3 separate regions of the Homo sapiens genome follow, and regions 1 and 3 are each linked to region 2. Evidence: chromatin loops called from intact Hi-C (ENCODE). Cell type or tissue: heart left ventricle. All regions are shown on one strand.

What was found. Hi-C counts contacts between places; a loop is a spot of excess contacts. Peaks named below come from ENCODE experiments on the same cell type or tissue, not always from the same donor. Only the 100,000 strongest peaks of a DNase experiment are listed, where the experiment ranks them.
Region 1: a loop joins it to region 2, with 2.8 times the contacts of the local background. A loop is called at or near these places in 42 of 110 quality-filtered maps.
Region 3: it touches region 2 in a loop (7-fold over the local background); 32 of 110 quality-filtered maps call a loop at or near these places.

What each region holds. Positions count from the first base shown.
Region 1 is chr13:45,472,457-45,477,456 of GRCh38, forward strand. COG3 (component of oligomeric golgi complex 3) reads left to right here. Exons shown (of 23, transcript NM_031431.4): 2 at 3,745-3,891. Among named protein-coding and RNA genes, the nearest start is that of COG3, 10 kb to the left of the region's middle. In heart left ventricle, no CTCF peak of the experiment used is centred here; no DNase peak of the experiment used is centred here.
Region 2 is chr13:45,368,375-45,373,374 of GRCh38, forward strand. It overlaps TPT1-AS1 (TPT1 antisense RNA 1), which reads left to right. Exons shown (of 11, transcript NR_024458.1): 4 at 1,706-1,808. Among named protein-coding and RNA genes, the nearest start is that of TPT1-AS1, 30 kb to the left of the region's middle. RefSeq lists enhancers at 2,155-2,655, 2,656-3,156. In heart left ventricle, a CTCF peak has its summit at 2,750 (motif pointing right); a DNase peak (open chromatin) is centred at 2,767; H3K4me3 peaks cover 383 bases; H3K27ac peaks cover 453 bases.
Region 3 is chr13:45,484,514-45,489,513 of GRCh38, forward strand. It overlaps COG3 (component of oligomeric golgi complex 3), which reads left to right. Exons shown (of 23, transcript NM_031431.4): 8 at 1,982-2,062. Among named protein-coding and RNA genes, the nearest start is that of COG3, 22 kb to the left of the region's middle. RefSeq lists an enhancer at 28-530. In heart left ventricle, no CTCF peak of the experiment used is centred here; no DNase peak of the experiment used is centred here.

The DNA.
Region 1 (5,000 bases), 100 kb after region 2:
TTCATGTAATTTGATATCATCATATAATTTGATACCATCACACAATTCTTGGATGCTATGTTCAGTTTTTATTTTCCCACTCTGTTTTCTCTGTATGATTCATTTTGGGTGATTTTTATTGACCTAACTTCAAGTTCACTGATTTTTTTTCCTTAACTGTGTTCTGTGTACTGATGAGCCCATTGCAGGTATTCTTCATCTTTGTTACCATTATTTTTATTTCTCACATTTCCATTTGACACAGTTTTCAGTTTTCTGTTGAAATTGTGTATCTGTTTATACTTCTTATCTGTGTGTTACACCAGAGCCTTTAACATGTTAATCACAGTTATTTTAGATTCCTTGTCTGATAGTTCTAGTCTCTTGCTCATCTGAGTCTGGCTCTGTTGATTGCTTTGTCTCTTGACTGAGTTGTTTTCTCTCTTTTTTTTGAGACGGAGTCTCCCTCTGTCGCCTAGGCTGGAGTGCAGTGGTGCAATCATAGCTCACTGCAAGCTCCGCCTCCTGGGTTCATGCCATTCTCCTGCCTCAGCCTCCCGAGTAGCTGGGACTACAGGCGCCCGCCACCACGCCTGGCTAATTTTTTGTATTTTTAGTAGAGATGGGGTTTCACCGTGTTAGTCAGGATGGTCTTGATCTCCTGACCTCGTGATCCTCCCACCTCAGCCTCCCAAAGTGCTGGGATTACAGGTGTGAGCCACTGCACCCGGCCTGTTTCCTCTTGTAATGTTTGCCATCTCTTTTTTCCCATGATTTGCCACAGGTGAGCCAGTGCTTGCAGCCTGTCTCTTCCTGGAGGTGCCTGTCGCTCCCCAGATTTTTATCTACTTGGTTACTCTGCAAGACTGGTGGATTCAAGACTAGTTATAATCTTGTGGATTATTTGGCTTTTTGTTATTGTGAGGGTACAAGCAACATTTCTTTCAGCTTTCTTCATCCTAGCCTAGCTTTCGTGTGTTTTCTGGTATATTTTCCAAATCTGAGCCATATCACCCCGGCCCCCCTTAGATATAATCTAAACAGTGCTGATAGAATTATGTGATTGAATTTGTGATGATCTGTTCATATAGAACTAAATTTTATTGCTAATAAAATATAATTTTGTAAAGACGGCTTTACAAGAAGTTGATTAGATTTATAAACTTACTCTGTTGCTGCTATTAGATGGGAATAATAATAATATAATATCAGTACTCAAATTTATTGCTTACAATATGTCAGGTCTGTGCTAAGTGCTTTACATGCAGCATTGCTTCAGGTGGGTTATCTTGAGTCTTGGGTGGCTCCCCAAGGAGACAGCTCATGTTGCTCATTAGAAGGGTTCTGCAGAGCAGGTGTAGATGCGGCTTATCTCAGCACAGCTTCCTCTGTCCTCCAGAACCCCTAGTGGCAGCATACGGTTGCTGATGACACTTTAGACTCAGGATAAATTCTTACTGGATTTGAGAAACTTAATTCTTGCTGGGCCACAGTCCTTTTATACTCAGGGATTGTGTTACCATTCAGAAAGAGTTTACATGAACAAGTGATGCCCTTAATAAGAACTGTTTACCTACACCTAGGACCCTCCTGACTCTTGAGCCAGGCTCATTTGTGGGGAGAAGGCAGATCAAGGACCTTCCTAAATACTTTGTCTGCAGCTTTCCAGCATTCTAAAAAGCCAGTTTTCCCACATCTTTGTTTTCTTTTTTACTCTTTTTTTTTTTTTTTTTTTTTTTTGAGATGGAGTCTCGCTCTGTCGCCCAGGCTGGAGTGCAGTGGCTCGATCTCGGCTCACTGCAAGCTTCACTTCCCGGGTTCATGCCATTCTCCTGCCTCAGCCTCCCAACTAGCTGGGACTACAGGCGCCTGCCACCATGCCCGGCTAATTTTTTTTTGTGTGTTTTTAGTTGAGACGGGGTTTCACCATGTTAGCCAGGATGGTCTCGATTTCCTGACCTCGTGATCCGCCCACCTCAGCCTCCCAAAGTGCTGGGATTACAGGCGTGAGCCACCGTGCCTGGCCTTCTTTTTTACTCCTTATAGTAACGTTATGATACAGACAGTGTATCCGTATCAGCTAAGAGAAGATAATTGAGGATTAGAAACATCAAGTAATTTGCCCCATGTCACACAGCTTATGAATGAACAGGAGCAGGATTCTAACTAGGCTGCATTGTAATGTACTTTACTGTACCATAAATATAGCCCTATTTGAACCCATACACAAAAAACTCTATTTTTAAAGGACAGTGTTTCTAAATTAGTGGTGCATTTTGCATCTAGCTTATTTTAGTTTTGAAGAGAAAATGCTATCTTCAGATGAAACTTCTATATTTAGAAGGTAGACAGGGTAGCACCTTCCTGAGACCTTGGATCTTGTCTTATATCAATGGACCTTAAATGTCATAAACTAAGAACTGAGAGCTGAAAACTGGAATTTGAACCTAAACAATTAGGCCCTTTTACTTTCCCCAGCATCTACTTTCCCTTTGTTTTGGTCTAAAAACAGTCTGTATGTCTATAAATAAATTAACACCTGGTCTTTCTTTGATAGTGGAGAACTAGAAAGTACTGTAGGTCTAATATTGTCAAAGTGAGACCTTGTCTGTGGGCCGCTTCTGAAACTGATGGAAAACTCTAAAATTCTTCCTATTCAGTTTTAATTTCAAAATTTGTCAGCAGGAAGGTGTGGTGAGATGTGCCAGTGGGTGGGTGGAAATGGTAGGAGGAGGTAATGTTTATTTCTAATCAATTCTTGGGTGTGATTTATTTATTTATTTTTTTAGACAGGGCCTCACTCTGTCACCCTGGGTGGGTGGCACGACCTTGACTCACTGCAACCTCCACCTCCTGGGCTCTGGTGGTCCTCCCATCTCAGCCTCCCAAGTTGCTGGACCACAGATGTGTGCCACCACACCCAGCTAATTTTTTTTTTTGTATTTTCAGTAGAGACGGGGGTGTCACTATGTTGCCCAGGCTGGTCTCAAATTCCTGGGCTCAAGTGATCCACCCAACTCTGCCTCTCAAAGTGCTGGGATTACAGGCGTGAGCCACTGAACCCGGTCATTGGGTGTGATTTGTTAATCCTGTTGGTCAGGCTTTTGTGTTAGATACTGGGGAGGGCAAACTACTTTCAATAGCACATAGGTTTTCTCTTTGCCTGGTGGTAGTTCACAAGAGGCTCAAGTGAGAAAATGTGTGTGGATTAGTACAGATTTACCACCCTTATTAGAAAGCTAACTCAGACCAGACTTGGTGGCTCATGCCTGTAATCTCAGCACTTTGGAAGGCTAAGGTAGGAGGATCACTTGAACCCAGGAGTTTGAGACCAGCCTGGGCAACATGTATAGACCCCCAACTCTACCAAAAATACAAAAATTAGCTGGGCGTGGTGTTGCGTGCCTGTAATCTCAGCTACTTGGAGATTGAGGTGGGAGGATGGCTTGAACTCTGGAGGCAGAGGTTACAGTGAGCTGAGGTGGCACCTTGCATGTCAGCCTGGATGACAGAGCAAGACCCTGTCACCAAAAAAAAAAAAAAAGCTTACTAATGGTGGGACATCAGTGTCATGTTTATATTTTGAGATGAGCATTTAATATAGAGCCTAAAATGTTAGTACTATATAGTATTTATTAACTTAATGTGATTTAATGGAAAATATTTCTTTCTCTTTCAAAACAACTGAGATGGAAACCCAATCTTGAGTTAAGTTCAGAGAATTTTCAAGTCACTTAAATATCTTTGTGACTCTCTTTTTTCAAGCTTCCAATTGAAGACTTGTGCAGTTTAACATCCCAGTCACTGCCCATTGAACTGACTTCAGTAGTGCCTGAATCTACAGAAGACATTCTCTTGAAGGGCTTCACTTCCTTAGGAATGGAAGAAGAAAGAATTGAAACCGCACAGCAGGTGAATTGCAGTATCTTTTCTAAGGATGTTTGATTATTTCAGATGTCTGAAGACAAGGCTAATAAAGTCCTAATTAAAAGTTCTGAACATTTGTCACCATAATTAACATTAAGTCTTTCTAGAACATTCTTGATTTTGCATTAGTTGTGGCTGTTTACGTGTTTTAAATGAATCTATTGCCCAATTATAGTTATGATATAGGTAAAAAAACATGAGATTCCATGTTTGGACGTTGATAGATTATTGAGGTTTTAATGTCTTATGCACTTTTGACTTCCCCCAATGTCTGTCTTCTGTTAACCTGTTCCCTCAGTGTGTGCATGGGTACCCCTCCATCTCACTTGTTGCTAGGTAGTCCTTTTTTAAAAAACCCAAATATTCTTTTTATATTAACATTTGTAGTTATTTTTCAGTAATTTAGCATGTGTAATTTTTTCTTGGTTTTTGTTCATTCCTAATTAGAAACCTAAACTTACAGTAGTTTCTTCTGCCACTTTCCTTGTCTCCTCTTTCTTTTCCTATTAAGAGTCAAAGTTGAGGCATTGACCAAATAAAACATAAAGTACATGTGTTGGAACTGGATTACATATATAGTAAGTTGAGAGAGGCAGTTCTACAAACCGATGAAGAATTACAGTTCCTGAGCTAGGCTGACCTGCACCTGAAAGTCAGCTCCATCATTTAGCATCTTTGTGAGCTTAAGCAAATTACTTAGCTTCTTAGATCTTTAGTTTCCTAATATATAAAACAGGGATAATTATATATTATTTCACAGGATTTTTGTGAGCGTTAAATACGATAATGCATGTAAATTCGTTGTGTAGCAAGTACACAGTAAATGCTCAGCAAATGATAGCCAAGGTACATGGCAAGCCTGTATACCCTTGACATTGAATCTTACTTGAGATTCAGTGTTCTCAGGTTCACTTGAAGGTAGTCTTGCACCACATCTGTGAACTTGTTTGGCCTGCTTAAAAAAAGTCCTCTGGATGAAACTCGTACCTGTTCTCTCTTTAAAATTAAAAAAACTAATATGCTGACTTATAATTTATGTACAATAAAATGTATTCATTTTAAGTGTCAGCTCAATGAGTTTTGAAAAGTGTATA
Region 2 (5,000 bases):
AGAGAGCTACAAAGATTAAAAAAAAAAAAAAGCTACACACCTTGCTCATAATTTGCCCACAAGGAAATACCTAATTCCACAAGGAAGGGCTAATCAGAAACTCAACAGAATGCAACTGTTTGTCTCTTATCCACCTGTGACCTGGAAGCCCCGTCCCTCACCTCGAGTTGTCTCGCCTTCCTGGACCAAACCAATGTACATCTTACACATATTGATTGATGTCTCATGTCTCCCTAAAATGTATAAAACCAAGCTGTGCCCTGACCACCTTGGACACATGTGGTCAGGACTTCCTGAGGCTGTGTCACGGGCGTGTGTCCTCAACCTTGGCAAAATAAACTTTCTAAATTGGTTGAGACCTGTCTCGGATACTTTGGGTTCACATAAGGAAACAGGAAGCAGGGATCTGGTGTCTATTTCTTTTTCCAAGCACAATGTAAGCACAGTTCTAGGCTGTGTTTGTCTTGTGAGTCCTTCCTGGCTCCCCTCAGGCACTGGCTTTCTCTCCTCTCTCCTGCCTTCTCTTTCTGGATCCACCCTCCAAATGTTGGAGTTCCTTAGGGTTTGATTCTTGGAACTCTTCTGTGTTTATGTGTTCTCCCTAGATAGCATCATCCGTAAGTGACTTAAATAGCACTCATAATGCTTAAAAAAAAAAATTTCCATTTCTAGCCTGGACGTCTCTGAATTTCAGAATAAGGTAAATGAAGAATTCACCTTTATACACCTTAAGTTTGAAATGCCGGTGATTTATCCAACAGCCTCCTTGGTTTTGGTTTTAGCCGTATCACCGGCATCTCATTTAACTCAACGTATGCACATCTGAATTCTACTGACTCTCCTAAACTTGCACTCTGCTCCATCTCAGCCAATGGTACCACCCAGTTTCCTGAGCTAAGTGCCTTCTTTGACACCTTCCTTTCCAACACCACCTCACCTGATCTGTCACCAGTCCTGTCACTTGTTTTAAATCCTTGCACTGTCTCCCACCTCTGCACCTCTCCTCCTTGTCTCAGCCTGCTGTCTCACCCTTCTACTCTTCCTCCCTAAAGTCTGTAATCATCTAGCACCATCTTGTTAAAACATAAAAGATCATGCAGAGTCCCACTTAAAAGCTTACAAATATCTCATTGTACTTAAAATAAAGCTCAAATTCAGCAATGCCTAGAAGGCAGTGAGGAGTGGATAGGTATGAGAATGGCTGCTGATGTGGATTGCCTGGGTTTAAATCTTTTTCTTCCTTTTTTTTCCCCGCCATGACAGGATCTCACTCTGAGCGATACTCAGGCTGGAGTGCAGTGGCCCAATCATGGCTCACTCTAGCCTCTGCCTCCCAGTCTCAAGCAATCCTCCCACCTCAGCCTCCCAAGTAGGTGGGACTACAGGTGACACCACCATACTCGGCTAATTTTTGTACTGTTTGTAGAGACGGGGTTTTGCCATGTTGCCCAGGCTGGTCTCCAGCTCCTAAACTCAAGTGACCTACCTGCCTTGGCCTCCCAAAGTGCTGGGATTACAGGCGTGAGACACCGCGCCCGGCCCAGGTGCTTATTGTTAACTCCTGCTTCCTTAACCTCACCACAGTTTACACCCCGCCACTCCTGAGCACCGCACACCGGCTTCCTCCCAGTCCCTCATCTGAGAACTCATGAAGCCACTTGGAATCCCTCTCTGCTTTGCCTGGCTCATTCCATGTCAATTTCAGATCTTCACTTCAGGTCAGCTCCAAGGAGGCTATCCTTGCCCATCTTCCTAAAATAGAGCTCTCAAAACCTGGCTGTTTTCCTTCAGAGCACTGGCCTCCAATTGTAAGTAGATATTTATCTGTTTACTACGTGTCTCCATCACTAGGCGATACACTTCAGGAGGGGAGAATTTTTTGTTTTGGTTCTCTGCCATAAGAGTGCATGGTATTTACTAAGCATGAAATAAATAGTTGTTGGGGGGAAAAAGAATGAGTAAACGAATAAATGAAGTGTGGGAAACTCCTGAGGATGCAACTCTCTACCTAGCGGTGGCCAAAGCTACTGGATAAACCATGTATGTACCCATCTTTTTAACCTATGTGTGTTTTGCTAGAATGGAGTGTTCTAATTAGAAGTAAAAATTTGTTTGTTCTTTAATAGAATTTAATTTTTTTTTTTGAGCCAGTCTGATTCTGTTGCCCAGGCTGGAGTGCAATGGCACGATCTCGGCTCGCTGCAACCTCTGCCTCCCAGGTTCAAGCGATTCTCCTGCCTCAGCCTCCCGAGTAGCTGGGATTACAGGCACCTGACACCAGGCCCGGCTAATTTTTTGTATTTTTAGTAGAGACTGGGTTTTGCCCTGTTGCCCAGGCTGGTCTCAAACTCCTGACCTCAAGTGATCCACCCGCCTCGGTCTCCTAAAGTGCTGGGATTACAGGCGTGAGCCACCGCGCCCGGCCTTTTTTTTTTTTCTTCTTTTTTTAAAAATGTTTATCTGCAAGATCGAGACGGTATCTCACTATCTTGTTGGTTTCAAACTCTTGGGCTACAGGGATCCTCTCGCGTCGGCTTCCCAAAGTGCTGGGATTACGGGCGTGAGCCACCGCGCCCGGCCTATTAATAAAATCGGATGACCTTGCACTTTCTCAGTCAGCGAGTATTATTTACTACTCACCTCCACTTAGCAGTAGGGAGCTGTATTGCAAAGGGGGCTGATGAGCGCGGCTTGACGCCCCTACACACCCCGCCAAGGGGGTTGCTGCAGTTACGGTTTCGCCGAATGTCCGGCAGAGGGCGCTGCGAACACGCCGCTCCAGCCGCCGGGCAGGGGAGAGCGGAATGATATTCCCAATGACCGCAGTCAGAACCATCAGCGCATTCCTAGGACGCTTTCCAGCTGCTGGGTGGCTTCATACCCCGGTAAAGTGAATGGTTTCCAAGTTCCCGCTGAGTACTGGGATCTGGAGAGCTTTTGAAAAACACGGATTTCTGGGCGGCACTCTCAAAGATTCTGGTTCCATGGGAATTGGGCGGGCCCTGGACCCTCTTGAAGATGTTTCCTGTTGATTTTGATGATCAGGTTTGGGCCCCATTGGTGGGAACTCCCCAAGGCGACTAGGGAGCCGAAGGAGAGAGGAGGACACAAACCTGGTTTCCACTCCCAACCCTGTTGCTTTTTAGCTGCGCGATCCTTCTGTGTACTACCCCCCATGACAACTTGTAAAATGGAGCTAATGGTAAAGATAGGGCTAGGCCAGGCCCTGTGGCTCAGGCCTGTAACCCAGCATTTTGGGAGGCTGAGGTGGGAGGATCACCTGAGGCCAGGAATTCGAGACCAGCCTGGCCAACATGGTGAAACTCTGTCTCTACTAAAAATACAGAAATTAGCCAGGCATGTGGCATGCACCTGTAATCCCAGCTACTCGGGAGGCCAAGACACGAGAATAGCTTGAGCCTGGGAGGCAGAGGCTGCAGGGCTAGATCCCGTCTCAAAAAAAAAAAAAAAAAAAAGAAAAGAAAGAAAGAAATTTTGGAATTATCACTTTGGCTAAATGAATGACCATCATTTTATAGTGGCCTGTGATCCTAGGGTCTTAGGCACAGGGGATACAGCAATGAGCAAACATGCATTCTGATGAAGAGATGCTGACAATCACAACCACACAAATAAGCAAGATAATTTCCCATAGAGATAAGAGCTTTGAGGAAGCCAGAATGCAGGAATGTGATAGAAAGTGGCTGGCAAGAGGGAGCTGAGGCTGGTGGGTCCAAGAAGTCCTCTCCAGGGAGATGACATTTGAGCAGTGATCTGGACAATGAAAAAGCGCTGACTGCACCTCCAGGTGAGAAGAACTTACTGGGCTGAGGAGAAAGCAAGCCATCAAAAACCCCAAGGAGGGAGTTTGGTGTGTTCAGAGAACTGGAAGGAGGGAACGCCATGAAAGAGAGGCCAGTAGCATGTGCGGGGCAGAGAGGGAGCCGGCTTCTTAGCCCGTGGAGAGAGAAAGCAGGAACTAAAGCCAGCACCAACGGGAAGGGCTGCATCTGGAGAGAGAGGGAGAGCAGCTGCAGGTTGGTCAAGCTGCTGTAAGGCCCTGCCCAGGCCATACGAACACAGGGAGCTACTTTCCCTGTCCTCGGGACAAATGTCACAGAGGCAGAGAGGTCTGAGGGATGGGGGGATATGGAAAATAGTTGCATAACTTTAAGAGATGGGTGCCATTTAACTCATTTCACACAGGAGGCACTAAGCCAGAGCACACTGAATGATGGCCCCCATCTCAATTTCCTTCCAGCCCTGCTCCTTGCTTTCCTGCATCCATGCCACGCGATTTCCTGAATCCATGCCCCTCGCTTTCCCGCATCCATGCTCCTCGTTTTCCCGCATCCATGCCCCTCGTTTTCCCGTATCCATGCCCCTCGTTTTCCCGTATCCATGCCCCCCGCTTTCCCGCACCCGTGCCCCTCCGCTTTCCCGCTCCATGCCCTTTGCTTTCCCTGTGAGTTCTCAGGGCTCTATTTCCATTGAAATTAAAACCCAGTTCCCTGTAGAGTAACTGTCTATCAGTAGTTCGTGCCTAGTTTCCTTCTCCTTTGTATTAAGTGACACCATCTGGCCTTCCCAGTCACCTTGGGCTCGTGTTTCCTTTGGATGGCTTCCCAAGGGGCAGAGGGCTCCTGAGCAGCATGTCTTGTGACACAACTTAATTAGGATTGTATTTCATTCTGCATTTTACAAACAGATGACTTCAGCTTTGGGTTCTAAAAGGAAGAAAAGCAGACCCTCTTCCCTTTGGGACTTAGTTGAGTGACCATTTCTCTTACACATCTTACTAGACACTGTATGGAAAAGAATCTGGACAGACTCATTCCCTTCATTCTTCTGTGTACATAAGCTCCTACTACGGTGTCAAGCCCTGGGGACTAGAATTCTGTCTTTAAACTTCAGGAAGTCACAGTAGAATCACAATGTCAGACACAGTCTACGAAACGCTTCGTATATGTTACCTCATTTGATCTTTGTAATCAACCCAT
Region 3 (5,000 bases), 120 kb after region 2:
ATTATTTCTCATGTGTAGCCATAATAATATTTAATCTTCCTGAGATTTTTCTCCCTAAGCTTGCTTATTTATTTATTTATTTATTTATTTATTTATTTATTTTTTTATTGATAATTCTTGGGTGTTTCTCACAGAGGGGGATTTGGCAGGGTCATGGGACAATAGTGGAGGGAAGGTCAGCAGATAAACAAGTGAACAAAGGTCTCTGGTTTTCCTAGGCAGAGGACCCTGCGGCCTTCCGCAGTGTTTGTGTCCCTGGTTACTTGAGATTAGGGATTGGTGATGACTCTTAACGAGCATGCTGCCTTCAAGCATCTGTTTAACAAAGCACATCTTGCACCGCCCTTAATCCATTTAACCCTGAGTGGACACAGCACATGTTTCAGAGAGCACAGGGTTGGGGGTAAGGTCACAGATCAACAGGATCCCAAGGCAGAGGAATTTTTCTTAGTGCAGAACAAAATGAAAAGTCTCCCATGTCTACTTCCTTCCACACAGACACGGCAACCATCCGATCTCTCAATCTTTTCCCCACCTTTCCCGCCTTTCTATTCCACAAAGCTGCCATTGTCATCCTGGCCCGTTCTCAATGAGCTACTGGGCACACCTCCCAGACGGGGCGGTGGCCGGGCAGAGGGGCTCCTCACTTCCCAGTAGGGGCGGCCGGGCAGAGGCGCCCCTCACCTCCCGGACGGGGCGGCTGGCCGGGCAGGGGGGCTGACCCCCCCCACCTCCCTCCCGGATGGGGCGGCTGGCCGGGCGGGGGGCTGAACCCCCCACCTCCCTCCCGGACAGGGCAGCTGGCTGGGCAGAGGGGCTCCTCACTTCCCAGTAGGGGCGGCCGGGCAGAGGCGCCCCTCACCTCCCGGACGGGGCGGCTGGCCGGGCGGGGGGGCTGACCCCCCCCACCTCCCTCCCGGACGGGGTGGCTGCCGGGCGGAGACGCTCCTCACTTCCCAGATGGGGTGGCTGCTGGGCGGAGAGGCTCCTCACTTCTCAGACGGGGCAGCTGCCGGGCGGAGGGGCTCCTCACTTCTCAGACGGGGTGGTTGCCAGGCAGAGGGTCTCCTCACTTCTCAGACGGGGCGGCCGGGCAGAGACGCTCCTCACCTCCCAGACGGGGTCTCGGCCGGGCAGAGGCGCTCCTCACATCCCAGATGGGGCGGCGGGGCAGAGGCGCTCCCCACATCTCAGACGATGGGCGGCCGGGCAGAGACGCTCCTCACTTCCTAGATGTGATGGCGGCTGGGAAGAGGCGCTCCTCACTTCCTAGATGGGATGGCGGCCGGGCGGAGACGCTCCTCACTTTCCAGACTGGGCAGCCAGGCAGAGGGGCTCCTCACATCCCAGATGATGGGCGGCCAGGCAGAGACACTCCTCACTTCCCAGACGGGGTGGCGGCCGGGCAGAGGCTGCAATCTCGGCACTTTGGGAGGCCAAGGCAGGCGGCTGGGAGGTGTAGGTTGTAGTGAGCCGAGATCACGCCACTGCACTCCAGCCTGGGCACCATTGAGCACTGAGTGAACGAGACTCCGTCTGCAATCCCGGCACCTCGGGAGGCCGAGGTTGGCGGATCACTCGCGGTTAGGGGCTGGAGACCGGCCCGGCCAACACAGCGAAACCCCGTCTCCACCAAAACCAATCAGGCGTGGCGGTGCGTGCCTGCAATCGCAGGCATTCGGCAGACTGAGGCAGGAGAATCAGGCAGGGAGGTTGCAGTGAGCCGAGATGGCAGCAGTACAGTCCAGCTTCGGCTCGGCATGAGAGGGAGACCATCGGGAGACGGGAGACGGGAGACGGGAGACGGGAGACGGGAGACGGGAGACGGGAGAGGGAGAGGGAGAGGGAGAGGGAGACTCTCCCTAAGCTTTGATTGGTATGCAGGCCAAGCAGTAGCCATAGGAAATGGTTGCTGTTGGGTTTTCTGAATTATTTGTTTGCTAATTATCTTCCTTCCTTATCCTCCCCCATGTTTCTTTAGGATCCTTCATCTGTACCTAATGCAGACAATGCCTTCACATTATTTTATGTGAAATTTCGAGCTGCTGCCCCCAAAGTCAGAGTAAGTCTATTGACATAACTAGGACATTGCTATGAAATTTGTTCATCTGCCCTTTTGAAGTACTGTTGTATGTTAGGCTCTTTGTTTATACCGAGGAAGTGAACTTGAATGAAAGGTTGACATTGTCCTTCCACATTATAGCAGTGTATCTTAGTGTTGTGTCTAGGTTCTTTAAGTCCACAGAGCAGGAAGCATCTAGCTTTTCCTGTGATGCTCAGGGATGGTTTCTAGATGAAGGTGATAGACGGGTTTTAAAAGCTTGGCTGGTGGTCTTGAAGGGACCAATAAGGTGTTTTGATAAAGAGAGAACAGCACATATAGGGAAGTTTGTAGGAGACATAAAAGACATACATTTTGGGAGAGATCTTTATACTACAAAGACTCTCTCACGAGGGATGTTACATGTCGTGCTAATTTAGGAAAAGTAGAGAACCAATGAAGTGGTATCTTAAACAGAGGAGTTATTTGGTCAGATTTGCCAAACAGACATGTAAACCAATGGAACAGAATAGAGAGCTCAGAAATAAATGCATGCATTTTCAGCCAACTGATTTTTGATAAAAGCACCAAGAACATTTTGTGGGGAAAGGATGATTGCTGGGAAAACTAGATATTCATATGCAGAAAAATGAAACTAGACCTCTGTCTCTCACTGTATACAAAAATCAAAACAAAATGGATTACAGACTGAAGATCTGAAACTATAAAACTACTAGAAGAAAACATAGGGGAAATGTTTTAGGACATTGGTCTAGGCCAAGATTTTATGGCTAAAACTTCAAAAGCATAGGCAACAAAAACAAAAATAGACAAATGGGACTATAATAATCTTAAAATCTTCTGCCCAACAAAGGAAAACAATTACCAGAGTGAAGAGACAACCTGTAGAATGATAGAAAACATTTACAACTATTCATCTGACAAGGGACTAATATTCAGAATATACAAGGAACTTAACAGAAGAAGGCCCCAAATAATCCCATTAAAAAGTAGGCAAAGAGACTGAGTAGACATTTCTCAAAAGGAGACTATACAGATGGCCAGCAGGTATATGAAAAAATGTTCAACATCACTAATCAGCAGGGAAATGTAAATCAAAACCACAGTGAGATGTCATCTCACCCCAGTTAGAATGGCTGTTATCAAGAAGACATAAAACAAATGCTGGTGAGGATGCAGACAAAAGGAAATTCTTATACACTGTTGATGGGAATGTAAATTAGTACAGCTGTTATGGAAAACAGTATGGAGATTTCTCAAAAAACTAAAAATAGAGCTGTCATACCATCCAGCAATACCTCTACTGGGTATTTATCCAAAGGCAAGGAAATCAGTATATCAAAGGGATACCTGTGTTGATTGCAGCACTATTCGCAATAGTAAAGATATGGAATCAACCTAAGTGTCAATCAGTGGATGAATGGATAAAGAAAATGTGGTATATATAAACAATAAGATACTATTCAGCTGTAACAAAAAATGAAATCCTGTCATTTGCAGCAACGTGAATGGAACTAGAGGTCATTAAGTTAGTAAAATAAGCCAGATACAGAAAGACAAATATTGTATGTTTTCACTCGTATGTGGGAACTAAAAAAGTTGGTCTTGTGGAGGTAGAGAGTAGAATGATAGATACCAGAGGCTGGGGTGGGTTGGGTGGAGGGGAGGTGGAGAGGTTGGTTAATGGGTATAAATGTACAGTTTAATAGTAGAAATAAGTTCTAGTGTTCAGTAGTGTAGTAGGATGACTGTAGTTAACAATTTATTGTATATTTCAAAATAGCTAAGAGGGAAGATTTGAAATTTTCCCAGCACAAAGAAATAATACATGTTTGAGGTGGTGGATACTCTAAACACTCTGATTTGATCATAACACATTGTATCCATGTATCAAAATATCACATGTACCCCATAAATATGTACAATTATGTATTAATAAAAAAGATTAAGGATGCAATATAAAAAATGGATTATGGTGAAGAGAGATTTGAGACAGGGAGGCCTCATTACTAAGGAAGATTATGCAGTAATCCAGGTGAGATTAGGGGGTGAATTAATGCATTGGTAGGATATTTCATGAGGTTGGGTATGTGCCTTATTCATTCTACGTAGCAGGAGTCCATGATGTATTTATTTGGATTAACTGATAGCATGGAGGGGGCAAAGATCAATATATGTTATATTTTATAACATATCTGAGATACATTTAATTGAAGCTGGTGCATATATATTCTTTCTACTCATTGTGAAGTTTCTAGAAATAATAATCTACTTTTGCTTACTGACTTCACTTCCTTGCTTGTTTCTGTCTTGAAAGTCAGCCAATTGATGGCTGGGTGCAGTGGCTCACACCTGCAATCCTAGTACATTGGGAGGTCAAGGAGGGCGGATCCCTTGAGTTTAGGAGTTTGAGACCAGCCTGGGCAACATGGCGAAACCCTGTCTGTACCAAAATTACAAAAATTAGCTGGACACGGTGGTGTGCACCTGTGGTCCGGCTACTTGGGAGGCTGAGGTGGGAGGACTGCTTGAACCCAGGAAGTCAAGGATGCAGTGAGCCAAGATAGCACCACTGCACTCCAGCCTGGGTGACAAAGTGAGACTCTGTTTCAAAAAAAAAAAAAAAAAAAAAAAAAAGAGCCAGCCAGTTGAAAGGAATTTTTTTTGACAAAGTGAGACCCAGCCTCAAAAAAAAAAAAAAAAAAGCCAACCAGTTTAAAGGAATTTTTTTTTTGAAATGGGAGAAACTTAGTTTTGTTTATAGAATATATATGTGGAATATGTATACAACCTAGATGTCTAACAGATGTCTAACTGGATGTCAGTTTATGGCATGAAGATTTAGATTGTGCCTGATTGATTGCTTTTGCTTATTAGCCAAATACTAATGATAAAAATTTGATTAGAAAAGAAAAGGTATAGATAAGAGGGCTCAGTG